Regions from separate parts of the Homo sapiens genome. Here region 2 is linked to region 1. A link is a loop called in an ENCODE intact Hi-C map of the cell type or tissue named here. Cell type or tissue: Caco-2. All regions are shown on one strand. Each heading gives the region's core, and the rest is flanking DNA. Links, peaks and the distances in the headings are about the cores only.

Region 1 (10,273 bases), core at 1-8,000:
CTACAACACGCCAGAGATGGCGCCAGAGGCTTTTCCTATATCACCTCCATCACTCTCCAACCATCCCCTCGTCTATTTCACAGATGAAAATCTGAATAATAGAGAGGTTAGACACACTTGTCAAGCTCACAAAATCGCAAGTACCATAGTTAGGAATCAAACCCGGATCTGAGTAGAAATATTAGGAATCGACTGCCTAATTCCTTTTGTGAACATCATTTGGATCATTGGGATGGGTGCGCCATTTTATCACATCGTCAGCTTGCCCTGTCCCAAACCCGAGCTGTCCCCAAGACCAATGTGACCTCCCAGAACTTGCCGAAGCTCTGTGAAGGTCCCCTGGCTCCTCGGAGCTGATTAGTACCAATGTGTCCGGTTTGCCTGCACAGGCTCATGACTGGTGCCTGCCTTGGGTCTACTTTCTTCCTTTAGCACATCACCTGTCTCTGCAATTTACAAAGTTCCCCTGTGTAGGTCATGCCAATGTGTGCTTTAGTGAGTTCCCAACTGGCCTTCTTGTTTTCATTTTGTATTTTCCTGTATCTCTAGAGATTTCAGTTGAAAAGATGGTACATGAAGAATTAGATAGAGAATGAATTTTCCTTTGTTTTGTCTCTGGTTTTAAAAACTGATCACAGAATTTTGATTATATTTCTAGCCTTTTATTTCTCTTCATTATTTTGAGACAGAAATGCCTGGGAAGCCAACTCTTGCTTGACTCCATGATTTATCTTTATAAAAGTAAGCCGAAAAACAATTTGGGGGCGGGGGGAAAGACAGTCTGGGAATCTAAACAACTTTAAATAAGACATTAGCACAAAGTTGTGTTTCTAACATCCACAGGAGGGCAAATGATAAGATGTATTTTCTTCTCAGAAGAAACATAATTGGCTGATAAGGTTTCCATTAGCAATTGCGATGCATACGGTCTTAATCTTGCAGAAATCACTTACCTTTGATTGCTCTGGAAATCCAATCAGGATAACAATAAGATGGTCTGCAACGTGGGAGCCTGCATCCAGAGGAATGGGCAGGCAGGGAGAGGAGGCATTTGGGCACACTGCATTGTGAGTGAGGGAACCCAGCAGCAGCCAGGACAACAGTCGGATATGGGAGACACACTCAATGAATTCTTTAGGTCTATTAGAGAAGAAGGAGTGTTAAAGATGATTTTATGTTTTGTGTTTCATTGGGTGCATAACAAATGCTTATTGAAGGAAGGGATTGAAAGTGTGGTCTTGCAGGCAATCACATAAAACAAAACGCCAAGGCAATTGAGTGTCAACAAAATGATATATCTGTTTTTCTTGTTTTCCACTCTAATCCTGGATCTCAGCTTCTTGAGAAAAGAACAGCCTTTGGTGACACAGGATTACACAGCATTCTTCCACAAGGCTGACTGCCTCTCTGACTAGCTTCTCTTTCTAAACCCTTTCCACTCCTGCCTTTAGAAATTTCTTCTCTGGTGGGCCGGGCGCGGTGGCTCACGCCTGTAATCCCAGTGCTTTGGGAGGCTGAGGCGGGTGGATCACCTGAGGTCACGAGTTCGAGATCAGCCTGGCCAACATGGCAAAACCCCGTCTCTACTAAAAATAGAAAAATTAGCTGGGCGTGGTGGTGCATGCCTGTAATTACAGCTACTGGGGGGCTGAGGCAGGAGGATCACTTAAACCCAGGAGGCGAAGGTTGCAGTTAGCTGAGATGGTGCCACTGCACTCCAGCCTGGGCAACAGAGCAAGACTCCGTCTCAAAAAAAAAAAAAAAAAAAAGAAATTTCTTCTCTGGCATCCCCAGTAGAGGGGAGGAAAGAGATGAGGAGATATAACACAGCTGCCCATTTTCCTGCTCCCCAGTGATCTTTTCCTCCTACCCTTCTCATTCCCACTCTACACTTTTCCTCTGGACAGGAAGGCTGACCACACAAAAGGGTGGGCTCAAACCTACTCTGAGTTCCCAAGTCAACAAACCCATACATGCCTCTCTCTTCTTTAGCCTCCCTAAAAGGCAGAGCCAGGGGCTTGTACAATCTTGCACCGATTTCATCCCTGTTATAGCTTTTGTTCCAGCTACAATCTAAGCTGCTTGAAGGCAAATATATTGATACATACCTATTAATTTACTTAACTAGTTGAAATCAAGCATTAAAGTGGTAATTCTAAGCTCAAAATTTTCATTCTTCATGAAAGGACAATTGAGGTTTTTGTGGGAGGACAGGTTTATTTTTTGGCAGCATGTCAAAGAGCATTCTGGGTCAGCAAGTACGTAAGGAGATGGGATCTGATTTCCATCTTCCTAACCAAGTATATTCCACTGTCATAAATCTTCGGTGTACTCCTTAACTCTAGCTGAGCCCGAGGAAACTCAGGGGTGTCTCCTGCCTTCTTTACCCTCATTCCCGGAATAGTAAGGGTCTTACCCTTGCTGCATTGCAGAGGGGGGATGATAAAGCCAAGGCAGATAGCGGATCACAGCTTTGTTATCTCTGTGGTTGCCCCGTGAGATGTCCATGGCTGCAATCTGGGCCAGCCCCACTTTGAGATGTCCCCCAAAGGTATCTTCATGCAGAGGCTGGGAACATGTCTTCATGTGGCTCTACAAAACCGAATGGTATTTTGTAACTCTGGCAGACACCTGGATTCATTCCAGGCCATTCTTTGAAAAGAAGAGGTTGTCATTTCCACCCCGCTTATCGCCACTCTGAGCAAACAACCTGCTTAAACTTCTTCAGAGCCTTCCCATTGTTCTTAGGATAAAAGGAGGGAAAGTTCCCTAGCCTACAAAGCCAGAAAGATCCAGCCACTGAGAACTTACCCCTTCTGCCTGCAGCTCCAGCTGTGTTGGCTCTCTGTGTTCCCCCCTGCTGCTATTCCCTTTGTCTGGAATGCCATTCCTGCCTCTCTTCACCTAATTGTTCAGGTTTTAGCTCAAATGTAACTTCCTCTGGGAAGCCTTCCCTGACCTCCCCGGCCAGGTCCGTGCTGCCTTCTGCCTCTTTTTCATAGCAATTGTGAGAGACACATTTTTACTGTAGTTTGTGTGAAATGTTCACTAAATGTGGCCTCCACTACCAGACTATAAATTAAATGAGAGCAGCTACTGTGTCCGCTTTTGCTCATCACAGCATCCCCAATGCCTAGAACAGTGCCACGACATTACAGGTGCTCATACCTATTTGTTGAATTAATTTAGAAAGATTTCTTTGCTCAGTGTGAGCTCAGTGGGAAGGGCACTGAACTAGGCATTGAGACCTAGGTTCTAGACCCAGGTCTGTCCTAGCTAGTCCCATGGCCTTAGATAAGCCACTTGCCACTTGATCCTTCTGATTTGTTTCCCAATATGTAAAATCAGAGGGTGAGATTATGTCTGTATTTCCAACCTTTTGATGATCCTGGTTCCTACTTATTATTTTTCGAAAGCATCTGCAAAACAACCTAAACATGTTTAGGTAATAATTGTTTCCTCTTCTTTGTACATCAAAGTCATTTAAGTATGGGTATTCAGATTCAGCAAGCAGTAACCGGCACAGGAGCGAACGACAGGGGAGCTCATTAAGAAATGAATGGGTTTACATATCGTGAGATATTCTCAGTTTACATTTTGATTCTACTTTCTGCCTGGGATTTGCAAATCTATCACTGTACCAAAAACCACTTTGATCGTCTGAGCAGAGCCAGAGAACAGTTCAGTGATTAAGGGATGATATTTTTGGCTGATGAACTTCTGGGATCACTAGCTCCTAATTATCAAAAAGGAATCATCTAGCACCAGATTGCAATTTGGCTGCTCCTTGGACCATGTTTGGATTCTCTTCTGCCCTCTGTCTAGGGCCTTCCTCAGATCTCTCAAACTATTCATCTTTTAGCTCCCTAGTTGAATCACAGCAGGAAAGTGGACCTGCATCAGCAATTCATTCCACCCTGCAAAAACTCAATAATCTCAACAATTTCACTGGGATTTTGTCCATATGCAAATTAAATTTTGTTCTATCCCCTTTCATCAAGGATTTTAAGAAAACAGCTTCAATGGAGCAAAAAATAATACATGGTGTATGTTTGCATAATGTGCTACAGTTTATGAAAGTCTCTTCACGTACATTATTTTTGATCAAACCCTCGTAACAGTCAGGCAAGGTACAGATGATTAGATTCGTTCTTCAAATGAGGAAACTGATGCTCAAGGTAATTAAACGATGCTATGTGGTAAAAAGAGAATGAATTGAGAGTCACAAGAATCTTGGGTTCAACCTTGACTTTACCACTTAGTAGTGTGACTTGAGCAAGTACTACACCACCCCAAGCCTCAGTTTCTCCATTTGTAAAATGGGGATAGTATCTTAACAGAGGTATTGTGAGAAGTGAATATATGGCAAAAGTAAAGCTATGCATGTGGCTGATGCCATGTGAATGTCCTTTCCCTTCCTCTTTTCCTCTTTGCAAAGCTGGACCCTGGCTCTTTGATCCCCCAAGACAGGGGCTCATTCAACAGTGCCACGGCTGCCTCCCCAGGTAGCGATAAGTTCCCTATGGTCTGCTTAATTCTCTCAAAGCATCTCTGTTTTGTGAACCTGAGGGATGAGCAGGTGGCGGTCATCTCACCTTCAGTTTGGTCAGCGTGTGCATGTCTGCCATGAAATCCAGCACTTCGTTGATGTACTGCCTCACACACTCCATCGCTGCAGTCCCACACTGAAACACAAGGACACAGCTGGGTCACACCTTCATTTTTGCCCTGACTCCAATGATTGCCTCACTCTGGTTTCACGTTGTTTACTAAGGAGTCGTTTTACTTTCTGGATTTCTGACTCACTCCATTACTCTCAGCTTGGTCTGTGACTGTCTGCCCAGCATTTGGACAAAAATTGATAGAAGGTTTGTGGCAGAGAACAAAGAAACAGGAGAGGCCTATGGGAGATGGGGCTAAATGCTTTTATCCACTGGGTAATTGAACTGATTTTGTGTGTGTGTGTGCTTGTTTTTAAACTGCTTTGTATGCAAAGATTCAGCCTATGTCATGCCATTAGCATCAGAGTCTTTAGGACATCATTCATCCCAAAACATAGCAACACATTCTCATTCTAGGGAAGTCTTAGCTACACATAAAATACGTGCCACCAAATTCTACCACCAGAATCTTGAATCTATTTTCTGTCAAAAAAGTACATAAACAAGCATCGTGTTTGCTGAAAGAGTCAAAAATTCTCATGCTAGTCAAGTCGCTTGCAAATTAACTTCTTATACACAGTAGGTACACTACTAAATAGATACATGTATTACTGTCAAGTTCTTGCTAGGGGATAAATAAAAGAAAGAAACGAAATGGTCATCTTCCCCACATGCTTGAAGTGTGTTTGAAAAGTTTTGAAGGAAAAGAAAGCAAGTTTGTGTTTTAGGTCGTTAAATGACATTGGCCTGCTCTCCCTGAGAATGCAGTGAATTTAGGATTATAAGCAAAGCAAAGGAAAATGAACAAGCAGGCTGCTATATCAAAGCCGTATGAGAGAAACCACACATCAGGCTGGGTATCATGTGGATCAAACGAGGCAGGCTTTGAAGCCAGATGAATACTACGCTAAAGGCCTTCCTCGGCTTTCTTCAGGAAAATCTGGAACATTATAGACTTAACTAGCTCACCCAGTGGCTCTCATTTTCCCATATTCATGTAAATCTGCGCGGTACTGAACTATATCACCTTCTCTCTCTTCTAGAATGTTACGCTTGTCAGTTCTTCTGACAGGATAACAAACAGCAAAGTAAGGTCATTGGCAGTCTGTCAGAGTGTTTTCCAAGCATTTCGTACGTTCCAAAGTTTTCTTCTTTTAATTTAAATCAAGTGAAGGAATTATAAAAGGTTATTGTGTTCCTGCTTTTGGAATATTAATCCTTTCGTGCAAGAAAGGATTTCCCCGCGATTTATTCCATTTTCTCTGACCTTTCACATGTCATGCAAATAGGACTGGAGACTATGTTCTTGAATTTCTTGAAAGGGATTTGTTTCTTTCATAGGCAATATTTTATAGCATTTCAACTAGGCAAATGTCACTGAAAATAATTCCTAGGAGCATTATTCAATATTTGTCTTTTAAGTTTGAATCTCAAAAAATGAGAGCAAGGAATTTACTACCACCAAGTCACTTTTGTTTTAGAGACAACCAGCTACATCTGATAAAAGCCTTAAAATTCACTGTATGGTCAAGAGAATCTTAGTGAGCCATATATACTTAGGAAACAAAACATATAATTTCCAATCCCTCCTCCTTTTTTTCTACTTTGCAAAGCTTAAGAATAACCTTAGGTGTGTTACTTAAGAAACAAAACAGAAGAAGTCAAGCTCCATTTGTTTCAGAAGAGCTACATTTATTTCATAGGAAAACTAACGATTAAAAAGTTGAAAATATTCAAAACTCAAACTCACAAATTGAAGCAAACCATAGCTAATTCTTCCTCAAAACTAATATTTGATTTTAAAGTTACATTTCTTAGATTATAAAAGCAACACATGTTTAATATAGGAAATTTGGAAAATACAGATCATTAAAATTAAAATTGAAATCACCATAATCCTAATTTCCTGTCCTCCACCTCTGGGAAAACTACTGTTAATATTTCCTTCCAAGTTTTTTTAATTTTTCTAATGTATATAACATACACACATACATATAATGTTTATAAGATTGAGATAACATTTTTCTAACTTGCTTTTTAATTAAATACATCATAAGCATTTTCCAATTAATTAAATATTATTTGAAACTTTGATTTGGTAGGTACATAATAGTCTTACCTTATGGATGCAACTTATTTTATTTAAACAATACCCTGATGATGTTAGACATTTACTTTGTTTCCATATTTCTGCTATTTTAAATGATGCTTTAATAAACATACTTAATATAAAACATGTGCATATTTATTTTCTCAGACATATTCCTAAAGGAAGATTGTCAAACTGCCCTCCAGCAAGGTTGGTTTTACTACCACTAGTGGCTTACAAGAATGCTTGTTTCATTTTACCATCAATAAGTCTAATCATTGAGGTGGATCTGCTGGGGAGGGAAAAATGGGGAGGTATTAGTCAAAAGGTCCAAGGCTTCAATTATGCAAAGTGAGTAAGTCCTAGAGATTTACGGAGCAGCGGAGTCCCTAGAGTTAGAAATATTGCATTACATACTTAGAAATTTCTTAAGAAGGTAGATCTTATGTAAAGTGCTCTCATTGCTAATGACAAACAAACAAAAAAACAAATAGGGCAGGAAGAAACTGTTGGAGATGATGGATATGTTCATGGCATAGATCACAGTAGTAGTTTCATGAATGTATAATCATTTCCAAACTCATCAAGTCACATACATTAAAGATATGCAGCTTCCTATATGTCCTTCATGCCCTGATGAAGTGTGTGTTTTTTTTTTTTTGAGACAGAAAAGTCTGCTGATTGGCTAGCCGATTTTAATTTTTATATTTTAAAATATTTTTATACTTCATATTAACTTACAATTCATTGATTGCTATCAGAGTAAAAGGTTTATTTTTAATGGCTTATTGGTCATCAGAAAGGGACCTATATGTTGCTTTTCTGTTGTTGTTGGAATGTTCGTCTTTTAATTACTGATTTCAATAACCCTTTTATTATTAGGGACATTATTTTTTTAGCTATGGCATAGGTAGCAAATATTGAGTTTTAAAGAATTAAACGATAAAGGAAACAGCGAGCATGCAGCAGAGACTGGCTAGCCACTCCCCAGGTCTGTCTTCTTCCTTGGCCCACAACTAGACCACATTTCCCATCATCCCTTGCAGTTGGGTGTGGTCATGTGACTGAGTTCTAGCCAATGGAATGTGAGTAGGAAAAAAACCACACACTTTTAGACTTGGCCTGTGAAAACCCCATGGGCCATATTCTCTTCCCTTTCCCCAACCACAATCAAGCTGATTGCAGCGGACTGCACATAATGGAAGAAACCTGATCCCCGAGTATGCACGTGGAAATCCCCCTTTCCCTACTAATCAGGATACCCATTTAAACTTCATATGAGCAAACAATAAACTTTCATAAGTCGTTGAGAATTGGGATTTTTGTCTCATAGAACCTTGTATTACATTATCAAGAACCCTTAAAAAAAAAAACATAGTTTAGTCATTCTATTCCCAGAAATCTATTATAAAGAAATGGTCTGAAGTATGGACAAAGATTTAAGCACAAAGATGTTCTTTGCATATTAGTTACAATAGAAAAATATAGAAAATAACTAAAATATCAAAAAATAGGCAATGTTTGTTAATATTTTTAATAGATAACATTTTCACAGCATTTACTATGTCTGGCTCCTTGCTAATATGCTTTGCATGCATTATCTCGTTCAATCCTCAAACTATATGTTAAACCCTGTTATATCCCATTTGACAGATGTTATGAATCAAAGAATTATAGGTTAAAATACGTTCCAAAAGTCACATAGCTAGTAAATGGCAGGCCTCAAACCCTGATGTAAGTCTAAAGCCTACATTCTTAACTACTATTCTATGAAATGTAAGTATGTAGACAATGAATTTGGTCAGGACTTACTCCAGGTACAGAGGCTATCATCTGCTTGCTCAGGATTGTTGACTCAGCTAGTTTGGTTCCAGCATCTGCACAAATAAACTAATAAAAAAGTGAAAGGATAATTATTTTTAAGGGTATCTGGACATTAATAAGTAATTTATCATTTTATTAACTTGGCTTAAATTAATTAGTGTTTATTTTCATGACGATCTGCCTTGGATAGATCAGATTTGCTAATCATGATGGTTCATTCCTATCAGAAACTCAGAATCACAGTACTAAAATTAACACACAGAGTCTTACTTTACCCAGACTGTTAAGTGGCACTGAAATGGTGCATTCAATCAAAGAAAAAATAAAAGATGTCAGCATTGTCAGATTTATTGTGAAGTCATTCTATTTATTGTTTAGTACTTCTTGACAGTTACTGTAAGCACATTTCATACAGTTTCATGATTTCTATTATCGTATCATATATTTAGAAAGAAACCAGAAAAACAATCAACCTCAGAGTGAGTATTCTACCTGTTTCTTCCCCACAGGGGAACTTCAGCATCTCATCTTCCTGCCCCTATTCATCCACATGTATCCTTTGTGCTGATAAAGACCCCCACTCCTTCTCTGGGGGCCCAGAGGACTTTTCACACACTTCCATTGTAACAGTCACCACGTCAGACTGCAGTGACTTATGGGTCCATTTCTCAACCTGCTGTGAGCTCTTCAAGAGCACAGGCTTGATGCACCTCATCCCCAGCACTAGCTTGGTGCCGGACACCTCAGAGGGGCTCAGTGAGAGTTTACAAAGCAAATCCATTAGCCAGTTATGACTTGAGATCATTACAAGAATGGATTTGCCAGATTTCAATTTAATTTGCTTCATTACAGATTTTGACAGGTGTTTCTCACTTAATGCAGCACTCAATTATTTATTAATAGTCTTAGGAAAAAAAGTTAACCATGAAGTAGAGTTGGCTATGAGCAATTAGGTCCTGTTCAATTTATATTTCCTGCCCTCTGGCCAGTAGCCTTAACAACTTTGGGACCTGAAACTGCTGCTGTGCAGAGTTCAGAAGTTTCAGCACCAGTCGCTCCGCCTTCTCATTCATTTTGTTCTCATACTGGAAGGCACAGGGAAGCTGAATGGGTCAGCAGGCTCGGTCCCTGTCACACTAGAGAGAAGTAATAACAACTAGGGTCGCAGAGTAAATCTCTAGGAGGCCTGATAAGGAGGCATGGAACAAAGGAACAGAAACCAGCATATTATCGGGCTAGTCAGGGGTTTAAATGTAAGCATTATTAACAGGTAGCAGGTTTTGGCTAACTGGGTACACCTCTAAGCCAAAGGCCTCCTGAGGCCAAGGAACCCTTAGACTTCCGGCTCAGGGCCAAGAGCTGGTGTTCAAGTGTGGGAGGGGCGTCCTCCATGGAAAGCACGTAAGTATATGTAACTGAATGGGGGCAAGAGGGCACAAGCAGAGCTGTCCCCAAGAGCTGTGTGACAGGAGTGGACACAGATCTCCACATTAACATTCTGTCATTTCCATTTGCCTCAAATACAGTTACAGAAAACTGAAGAATCTATTTAGCCATTAACTCTGAATCTGGCATAGAAGGGGACAACTGGTAACATCCTGGGAACACCTAGCGTTTTCTATGATCTTATCCAGGTTTGCTATGTCTGCTCACCTAACTTAAGCTTATTTCTAATGTAAGGAAAAGTAAATAAATCAGG
Region 2 (10,255 bases), core at 2,256-10,255, 100 kb before region 1:
AGATGGGACAGTGGTGGCACTGGCTGCCCTCTCCATTGAGCAGAAGGGGAAGCAGGTAAGGCCAAGTAAACCCAGGAAATGTATGGATGGGGCCCAGTACAGTCCACTCCTTGTGCTTTTCACAGTCCCCCACCCCATTCTCCTGTGATATTTGGATCTAACTTGAGAACAAAATGCCATCAGTTTGAGAGTGAAGGTGCAAGTCCAATTTTTGAAGTGATCAATTGCAACTTCCTAAAACGGCATAAAAAGATTAGCAAAGGAAGCTAGAGTCCCACTGCTGTGGCTGGTCCTAGGGCCATAATTGACACTCATCATCTTCTATCCACTCTGACCTTCCTTTCTTTCTTTTTTTTTTCTTTTCTTTTCTTTTCTTTTTTTTTTTTTTTTTTTGAGACGGAGTTTTGCTCTTGTTGCCCAGGGTGGAGGGCAATGGCATGATCTTGGCTCACTGCAACCTCCGCTTCCTGGGTTCAAGCAATTCTACTGCCTCATCCTCCCAAGTAGCTGGGATTACAGGCATGTGCCACCACGCCCGGCTAATTTTGTATTTTTAGTAGAGACAGTGTTTCTCCATGTTGGTCAGGCTGGTCTCGAACTCCTGTCCTCAGGTGATCCACCCACCTTGGCCTCCCAAAGTGCTGGGATTACAGGTGTGAGCCACCATGCCCAGCCCCATTCTAGATTTCTAGGGCCAGCTCTTCAGTGGGTCTGAGGTTCTCACCTGGAGGGTCTTCGGATGTTGTAATTGCTTGTTCACGGCTATCTCTGAGCAGAGAATCTCCCACAAATCCCAGACGACCAGATGTATTTGTCAGCTCAGGCTGCTGTAACAAAACACCCCAAGCTGGGTGGCTTAACCAACAGAAATCAATTTTCTCACAGTTCTGGAGGCTGAGCGTTCTAGATCAAGGTTCAGCAGGGCCAGTTTCTGGTAAGGATTCTCCTGCTGGCTTGTGGACAGCCGCTTTGTCCTCACATGGCTTTTCCTCTGGGTACCCAGAGAGAGGGAGAGAGCTCTGGTCTCTCTTCCTCTTCTTAGAGGGACAACAATCCTAGTGGATAGGGCACCATGCTTATGACCTCATTTAACCTTAATACCCCCTAAAGACTCCCTCTCTAAACATATCTAATATCTCTAAATAACCCCTAACGTTGGGGGTAGGACTTCAATGATGCATTTTGGGGGAAACACTTCAATCCAGAGCACAAGACATACTCTTCCCTGCATCCACTATGTAACACCAGCCCTTGCTCCTCATGGTAATGAAGTACTATCGTGCATCAGTATAGCAAATCCTCCTTTCTCTGCTGCTCCGCTGGCAAGAGGAGCACAAGGCACCCAGGTCACAGTCACAGCTTCCAGTTTAGTAGAACCCTTACTGTGTTCACTAGTGGAAGTTTTACTCTCTATAAGCCAGGGCCTCTGACTCTTCTAAGTCTAAGTTTGCAGGAACAAGAAGCACAGATTCTGCAGGTTTCTTGCTGGCAGTCGGACAGAGGAGCCAATCCTACTTCCACTCCTTGGTTCCTAGATTTGTATATTCTAACTATCAGAAACACATCTATTGACTCACACTATATCCAGGAGAGCAGTGCCCCAACCCCACCAGCTCTTGTCTCTAAGCTGATGTCACAGCTGAGCCTTCAGTAGACCATCTCATCACTCAGGGAAGCCCTAGGATGGCCAAAGAGGGGCTGGGTCATCCCGTCCGGCTGACTGTAGGAGCCTCCTTGGCAACAGATGCTCTCTGGAGAGACAAGCACGAGGCAGAAAGCCCCATACTCTTTGTGCTCACTCCCATGAATTCATCATTTACTGTTTACTTGACCTCCATGCCCCTGGCTTTTCATTTTTGTTCTTTCCATGTCCCTAAATGATTAGCCCAGTCGTTTACCCCGCACAGGAGAGTGTATGTCTGCACTTTGGGCCACCTCTCCTACCCTTGAATGGGAGGTAACACAGCAGTCATCTATTCCCAACTAGCACCAATACACCACGTTGACCTGGGTGTAAAAGAGGCCCTGGTGCTTTCCTCCTCCATCAGACTATCATATGGAACTCCCATTTGGGGCTAAACATATATATTGAGGAAGAGCTTCAACAGAGGTGGGTGACATGAGAATCTGGACCAGCTGTTTAGGCAATTTTCCTGTTCCTTCTAGACCTGCTCGAGCCTCGTCCTATACATACCACTTCTATCACATGCTGGGTTGCCACTGTCCATGGCCGACCTAATGCCTCAGAAATCCAGCCTCCCCTTTAATCATAGGCTCTGGACTATGAACAACCTTAGATAATTTCCATTGCAGTAGGTGTCATCTTTCTGCTCTTACACTCTTTATTTTAAAAGTTTATATATTTATACAAGTCAAGCAACACCCCTGTTAGCTCCCCATTTCTCTCCCCGCCCCCCCAATTACATCATGATCTGTCAGTCATTAACATAGATTCCTGGCTGGGTGCGGTGGTAATCCCAGCACTTTGGGAGGCCGAGGTAGGCGGATCACGAGGTCAGGAGATTGAGACCATCTTGGTTAACACGGTGAAACCCCGTCTGTACTAAAAATACAAAAAATTAGCCGGGCGCGGTGGTGGGCACCTGTAATCCCAGCTACTCGAGAGGCTGAGGCAGGAGAATGGCGTGAACCCGGGAAGCGGAGCTTGCAGTGAGCCAAGATAGCACCACTGCAGTCCCGCCTGGGCGAAAGAGCGAGACTCCATCTCTAAAGAAAAAAAAAAACACAAAAAACATAGATTCCTATGGCTCCAGGCACCCTGGTTGCCACTCTGGCCTTGCTGCCCATTATGGTAATTATGCCCACTTTGTCCGGCATGACATTATGCCACCTGGCCTTTGCCATTCCATTGATTGCCACTGATCCAAGAGAGTCCATTTCCCCACCATCTCCCATCATTGAACCCAGGCTTCAGAAGACAGCCACCACTGAATTTCTCAAAGGTGCTGATGGGCTCATTAGGACTTCTTTTTTCTGTTTCAATGAAGGGAAGATTCTCTGGGCCATCCCAGGGAACATAGGCCAGTGGTGGATTCTCAGGTCTTATGAGTCTAATATTCACACCTCTGAGCCTTCTGGTCCTTTTCTTCTTATTGTGCCAAAAAAATGTTCTGGCATCTCGCGTATTTACTGTAGGCTGTTGTCATTAAAGCAAGTACTATCTTGCAAGTTTCCTGCTTCAATGAGGTCATTGTCATCCCCAGGCCAAGAAGAGCTGTTCTGTTCTTCTTGCTTCTACCTTTCAGAGGATTCAAGGAGATTGGGGTCCAGATTTTCAGGTTTGTTTACCCGAAAGTTTCCATTCCAGGTCACCAGCTCCAATCCTTTCTTTATTAGAGCTCTGACTTGGACATAAGACATCTATGTGGCTGCACATTTAGTCTCCTTTTCAGCTCTGCCACCCTTATAATGAGCCCCCAAGCTTAATTTTCAGTGCAATATGTCTTGTAGATGTCAGGAGCGTCCTTAAAGTTTTCATTACAAAGCATGCCTTACGCTGGTAGATAGCTTCCCTGAGTCTATCATTTTCTCCTTGCAATACCTCCAATACCATCAGAAAAAGCCACTTAACCCCAAATGCAATGGCCATTTGATCTCATAAAGCCTTATTTTCTACCTGCATCTCATTCCAATTAGCCACAGGTGAAGTTTTAGAAATTGTAATATCACTGTATGCCAGCTATGGCCCAGCAGTGGAGACCCTATTGTAGATAGAAGACAAATCCAACATTCCATCCTAAAGGTCTACTTTTTAGGACAATTTGTGGTAGCAACTGTCCCTCCATTCAGTTGCTACCACAGTTGCTGTCCTCCAGAACAGGAACAACTGTCCCTGTTCCTTAGGAGACAGAGTATTAAGCAATAATGCTGCTTGCTAATACTTTATTGAGGGATAAAATCCTAGGGCAACAGACACAAGGCAAAAAGTGAAGCAGGGCAGGAGGGAAGCTAATAGAAAGTTGTGCATTTTTGTGAGATAGGGTCTTGTGATGTTGCCCAGGCTGTTCTTGAACTCCTGGGCTCAAGGGATCCTCCTGCCTCAGTCTCCCAAGTAGCTAGGACTATAGATGTGTGCCACCAGGTTGTACATTATTGAGCTGGTCATATCCTCAGAAGTAAAAACAGCCAGTTGCTCAGTTGCACCTGCTGGACATCTGCCGACAGGCCAAATGGAACCACTGCACTCCATATGCTGGGTCCCTTCCACCTCTTGTCCTTCACTGGTCAAAATGTGTCCCAAGCTTTAACTCCCCTGTATTTCTGAGTAGATGTATCTGGCCCCTGTAGGCAGACCTCATGTGGCCGTGGTGTGGGTTACCAACTGATTGAAAAGGGTGAGAAGAGCCATGTTCTCTCTAGGCCGCTCATGGCATAAGAGGCCTGTGACAGAGCCTGGTCTTCACCCTAAGGGAGGTCACAGGGGCGTCAGCAGGATGTGGGGCCAGGTTGCAGGGAGCTGAAGGCCCATGGGACGTAACCAACTCATCATTCTGCTGGAGGCTATATGATCAAACAGCAAACTGTTTATCATGAATGCAGGATGAGGGCAAACTCACAAGGCCCTGCCACCAAAAGGTTTGCTGAGGGACATCACTCCTTGGTGCCGGGCTCCTCGAAGTTATCTATTGGGAAATCTAGCACCTATTGTTCAAAGGATGCAGCCTCACAAGCCTGCTGTGAACCAATTGACAATTACTGGACAATCACACCCCCTCCCCTTTCTCACTATCTCTTTTGCCTAATAAATATGGAGAGCTGTGTAAAACTCAGGGCCCTTGTCCAGTAGAGGCAAGGCGCCCCCTGACCCCTTCTTCCAAATACACTCTTTTATCTCTTGTCTTTTATTCCCACGTTCGCCCCGCTTTGTTCAGTCCCCCTAGGTCCGTGCAGGCTACAAGTGGCACACTGAACAGTGACAGAATCGGGCAATCTACACCAGGTGACCCTCGAGAGGTGCATAGATTAGGTCCACTACAGCAATATTGAAGACCAGATTAGACAATGCAGGTTTTCCAATGCACAAAACTTACCTAAGTTCTCCCAACGTCGTGAGCCTCTAGTTGGGGGTTAGTATTTCTGAACCCCCAGTGAGCCGCTGTGTGATTCTGGCTCAGGCACAAAGGTCTCTGAACTGTTCACACAGGGCAATTACACTTACATCAAAGAGTTGTGAGACCTGAATTAAAATGCGGTGTAAATAACATTTGTAAGTGGCAATGAGCTCCATGTGTAAACATCAGGAGCTGTTGTCAAATGTAAAGATTGTGCTGAGCAAAATACCACGACTTGTTTTAGCCGGACAGGCATTAAAATATCCAGTGTTATTTTGACCTCAGCTGACCAATAGCTGCTCCATTTCTCCAAACTGTAGATGAGTCACCTAGGAAGTCCCTACCCCTTCATCTTCTTGCCATCCTCCCTCCATCCTATCCCACCCCCAGTGAGATATCCTCTTGTTCCCTTTTCTACCCAGCATCCAGAGTTCTGTCTGGCCCCCAGCAGGTGCCCATGGAGGCTACATATGGAATGAAGGAATGAAGGATTGAATAAATGTCTCCATTTCTTTGCACAAAGAGTTACCAATGCTTGAGATGTTCCCCTACTCCCAGGAAGTCACCCTCTCCTGGGAGCCTTTACTCAACCCGCCCTCCATTCCTGTCTTCCCCTTTCTCGGGGCAGCTGTGTGTGACATGCCAGTGCACAGTGGAATGGTTGGTTTTATCCATCTCCCTGACAGGCCCCTGAATTCTTAGGGGGGAAGGAACAAGGTCTCATTCACATTTGTCCCTGCATCTTGCTGGTTGAGGTGCAATCTGCAGCCTCGGGGCGGCGCTCTGGCATGAAGGAGGCCGCTAAGACGTTGTTCTGAAAGCTGGCTTGCAAGGTAGTTTATACTCTGCAAACCAGCGTTTATAGTGTGTGTTTACATGAGTGGCTTAAGGGTGTCCAAATACCGGGAAAAGGTGCTCAGTAAATGTTTCTTCCATGCATGCACTGTAGTATCTGACCCTCAGCTCTGTGTCTTAAGCCCCTGGTTCTCTCATCCAACCTAAAAATAGGATTGTCCAGGCCTTGAGGGCCTTCTGGAAGGCGCCCCCATCAGTCAAAGCGCTTGCAAAGTGCTTCCACCACAAGAGCAGAGAGGCCGCGCCATGCCTGTGATGCTGCTAGGCACAGCTTGTCTGAAAGAGATGCAACCAGGCTACCTCCCGAAGAACCGACTTGTTGATAATCTTGCCTCAAACAGAGGAGTTTGCAGATGGTTGAGGAAGAGCAGTGGTAGAAATGTTCTCCCCAGGGCCGTCACAACTCCTTCCCAGCCGCAGCCTAGTGTTGCAAGAGAGTTTCTGCTGCTGGGACTACAAAGGAGAGGACAAGGCCCATGGCCGGGAGAGGGGCGGCCTGCACCTTTCAGCCCCGGCGCCCGGGAGAGCCTGCGGGGAGTGCGGCGGGGAGAGTCCTCAAGGATGGAGCGCAAAAAAGGGTCTCAAGTCAGTCCTCGCCACCTTTCCGCAGCCTCGGGAGAGGCTTGGGGGAAGCGCAGGCAAGGGCCAAAACCCCATGGAAGTGGGAATCCTCGGCCTCCAGGGTGAATAAATAATTAAGCGCCCAATACACAATAGCCTCGCTAGATGGAGACGAGGAATCACTGCAGCGGCGCTGGCGGCGGCGGCGGGGGGAGCGCAACCCCGGGCGGGAGGCGGGAGAGGCTCTGGCTCGGCTCACGTCTGTTTTCCTTTTTCGTGGATTATTTATTTCGCCTCCACCCACGGCTTTGCTGCCCCAGCGGGAGCTCCCTGCCGGCGCCTCCCGCCGCTGCCTCTCGCGGGCCAGCGTGAGGGTAGTAGAGAGCTCGGGCACCCCAGTGCCCCGGGCAGCCGCGCGGCGCCACCAGGAAAGGCGGGGAGCCAACGCGGGCCCGGGGAGGGCTCGCGCGGCCGGCTCCAGGCGGCGTGGAGGAGACTTTCCCCGCCCTCTGCCTCCGCCTCGGCGGCCAGCCCTGGCCCTGGGAGCGGGGTGCCGCCCCTCCCGCCCCGCGCGCGGCTAGGCGCAGTCCGGAGCCACCGCGCCCTGCGCCCCGTGCGAGGACGCCGCTCCTGGTCCTCTGCTCAGCGGCCCGGGAGGCCCAACCGGCGCGCAAACTTTTGCTCCAGCGCCGGGCGCTCCTCCCCGGCATGTGAAGCCCCCGGGCGCCCGCGCAGCCGCCAAGGTGAGGACGGAGGCCCCGCCTAGAGGGCGGGGGACTGGGGAGGCGGCTGGCTTTAAATGGGGGCTGTCCGGCTGCTGGGAAACAGAGCTGCCGCGGGGGGAACGCGGACCTCTTTTCCCCGAGCCCAGGGTCGGCTGGGGCCGCCGCCAGGCAAGGTAGCGTGAGGCGTTGGAAGGGTGCGGGCGGAGATGGAGGCGTGGGGGAACCCACGCCCGGGAGCGGGAGATCGGGGCTGGGCGGAGGCGTGCAAAGGGGCAGCGCACGGAGGTGCCTATGTTGCAGTGTGCGCAATGAGGCCGGCTGGGCAGTGTGGGTGCAGGCAGCGTGAGATTTCTTGGGGCCGTGCATGCAGGGTCAGCGAGGGTGCAGGCAGGAGTCGGTGGGTGTGCACGGGGATCAGTGTGTGTGCACGGCTGTTTCTGTGGTTGTGCGCGCAGGTGAGTAGTGCCCGCCGGGTTTGAAGTGTGCTCACAGTGAGAGTGAGTTGTATGGGGGTTAATGGGGCGCAGTAAGTGTGCTTGGCTGTTTCTGGAGGTGTCCATGGGGCCAAGGTATGCACGCAGTATTCTGGAGCTGTGCGCGGAGCTAAAGTGTACACGCGGGGCTCTGGGGATGTGCGTAAGAAGAGTGTGAATTCTGGGACTGACGAAGAGTCAGTGAAGGTGTAAGCTGGAGTGTAAGTGCAGGCTTGGTTTACTAGGGTGCCCCTGGGTGCGGGGCGTGCCCGTCCGACCCGGGCTGGGAGGTATATTGGTGCGCGGCGGCGGAAGTGCCTGCGCGGTGTCCGCCTGACCCTAGCCTTGCTCTCCTGACAGTTCGCCCCAGGAGCGGGCGCCGCTGGCCGAGATGCTCCTCCGGGACTTGGTGCTGCGCCGTGGCTGCTGCTGGTCCTCGCTGCTGCTGCACTGCGCGCTCCACCCGCTCTGGGGCTTCGTGCAGGTGAGACGCGCCGGCTGCGCACTGGCTGGGAGGGCCTCCTGGGTAAGGGGCGAGCTGTCCCTTCCCTCCTGAGACCCTGGCCTCTTGCAGCCACCCCACTGATTGGTTCTCGGAAGAGCTTGGGAAAAGAAAAGCTGCTACGGTCCCCTATACCCTACCCCTGAAAAGATAAGAAACTCCAAAGAGAGGCTTCGATTGTGGCCTAAATCCTGCAGGACCGGGCTGGCCTTGGAATGGAAAGGGGCTCAGAGAATACCTTCCAATGATAACATTCTAGGGCAGAAATTCAGCAAAGAAACAAACTTACAAAGAAAAATGATCCCAAGGATATATATTATTTCTTTCTCACCAGAACCACTGATGAACTTCAAATTAGCTTTCTTAAACTGGTTTTCAACACGGAAGGCAGCCGTGTTTCTTATAGGTATCAGAGTTGAGGATGTAGACAGATAATGCATGGTGGCCCATCTGTCAGGACTGCCCAGGGTTGAATCTCTCACCCTGGGTCCCTTAAATCCCAGGGCAGAGGCCAGGCAGCCACTAACTGGAGTTACCTCTTAGGGTCAGAGAGGGGTTTCAATGGGGTGGTCCCTAGTCCCCCCCAGAATGCGCATCGTCACTGGTACAGTGGAGAGGTGACAAGGTGGACTTCGATGTCAGCTCTGGAATTTGAGCTTCAGCTCTGTCCCTCACCAGCTGGGAGGCTTTAGGCAACCCACTTACCCTCTCTGAGAGTTAGTTTCTTCTTCCTGACTGTACTATTGTAAGTACTTGATGAGATAAATGCATGTAAGGATTACTTAGTGCAGTGCCAGGTCCATGATGAAATTAACCAGTAGTGGTTGCTGCCATTGTTGATAGGAGTAATAGCAATGCCGTTCTTCTGCCTGGCTGACCAGGTACTCTGTTTATCACTGCGTGGTCTGTTTGACATTTTTTCTGCAGGCTCTGGAGGACATTTTCATTGTTTTGGGCATTGAGGATCCACTCTGGGGTATTTGTAGCCTCATGTGCTCCTGATGGCATTTTGGGGTTTGGGGACAATTCACATGGTTGCTCTGTACTAGTAGGGGTGACAGACCAGGAAAAAAAGGGATGCGGGCAAGACCACTTGCCAGTCTACCGAGGTCCATGAGCTGCCCCAAATGATGGGGCCCTGCCGAGAGCTTGCTCAGTCAGTCCTGCCTGGATGATGGCCTGGGTGACTGCCCATCGATAGCCAGGTTCAGACGCTGCTCAGCACCCCCTACTCCCAGGCCCCATCTTCTGCTCTCTTCTCTGGCTTGCCTCCGTCTCACAATTGTTTTCCTTTTGGAATTGACAGCTTTGTCTAATGTGTGAAACAGCAGTTATTAAACTCAGCTGTGCCTCCTCAGGAAACATGATTTTGTCACTTCTAAACACTTTAGTGGCTTGGGACCAGCTTCGCTTGTTCAACTTTTAGCTGAACCTCAGATATTGAGTTCACTTCGTTTTTAGATTCATTTGTTTACACTTTTCTCTCTTCCATAAGACACCTTCACCTGGGGTGGGAAGCAACGTAGTGAGGTTGTCAGTCTCCAGGACTAGAATTCTGCTGTGTAAGCTAGTAGGATCTAAACAGAAGACCCCCAAGCACCATGCACTCCTCCCAGAAGAAATAATTTTGTGAAAGCAGTTCAGTTTTTTAAGTGTCCTTCAGCCAGGCAGTACTTACACAAGCAGGGGTGTGTGTGTGTGTGTATGCAGGGGTGTCTGTGTGTGTGCAGGGGTGTGTGTGTGTGCGGGTGTATTTCAGATGCTCTCACTCAATACAAATCAATTTTCATAAAAATCAATTTAAAAAGGAACCCTCCAGACAAGTAGAATGGGTAAAATCTTGGCTTGAGGCTCTGGAAAAATTAATTTACAAATGATAGGGACAGGGAAATCAAGGGAAAGGGGTTTTGGAATGAATGGATCTGGCTTTAAGCAAAAGAGCTAAATCCAAGGGAACGTAGGAGAGAAGAGGAAAAATGGAAATGCACGAAGCCATGTGTTTCTCTTTAAGTGGGGAAAATAAAATCTGTCATGTCATAGGAGTTTCTCTAATCTGGAGAGCAAACT

What was found. A loop is a pair of places that touch in the nucleus more often than their neighbours do. Peaks named below come from ENCODE experiments on the same cell type or tissue, not always from the same donor. Only the 100,000 strongest peaks of a DNase experiment are listed, where the experiment ranks them.
Region 2: it touches region 1 in a loop (19-fold over the local background); 1 of 110 quality-filtered maps calls a loop at or near these places.

The regions. Positions count from the first base shown.
Region 1 is chr14:93,680,984-93,691,256 of GRCh38, reverse strand. UNC79 (unc-79 subunit of NALCN channel complex) reads right to left here. Exons shown (of 52, transcript NM_001395159.1): 45 at 8,563-8,640; 46 at 4,596-4,685; 47 at 2,417-2,592; 48 at 954-1,140. Among named protein-coding and RNA genes, the nearest start is that of PRIMA1, 100 kb to the left of the region's middle. RefSeq lists enhancers at 997-1,690, 1,691-2,384, 2,385-3,078, 3,079-3,773. In Caco-2, for the core only: no CTCF peak of the experiment used is centred there; a DNase peak (open chromatin) is centred at 7,796.
Region 2 is chr14:93,785,541-93,795,795 of GRCh38, reverse strand. PRIMA1 (proline rich membrane anchor 1) reads left to right here and starts at 7,311. Exons shown (of 5, transcript NM_178013.4): 1 at 7,311-7,386; 2 at 8,047-8,170. The coding sequence starts at 8,078. RefSeq lists enhancers at 5,808-6,519, 6,520-7,233, 7,234-7,945. In Caco-2, for the core only: no CTCF peak of the experiment used is centred there; a DNase peak (open chromatin) is centred at 7,203; H3K4me3 peaks cover 1,179 bases.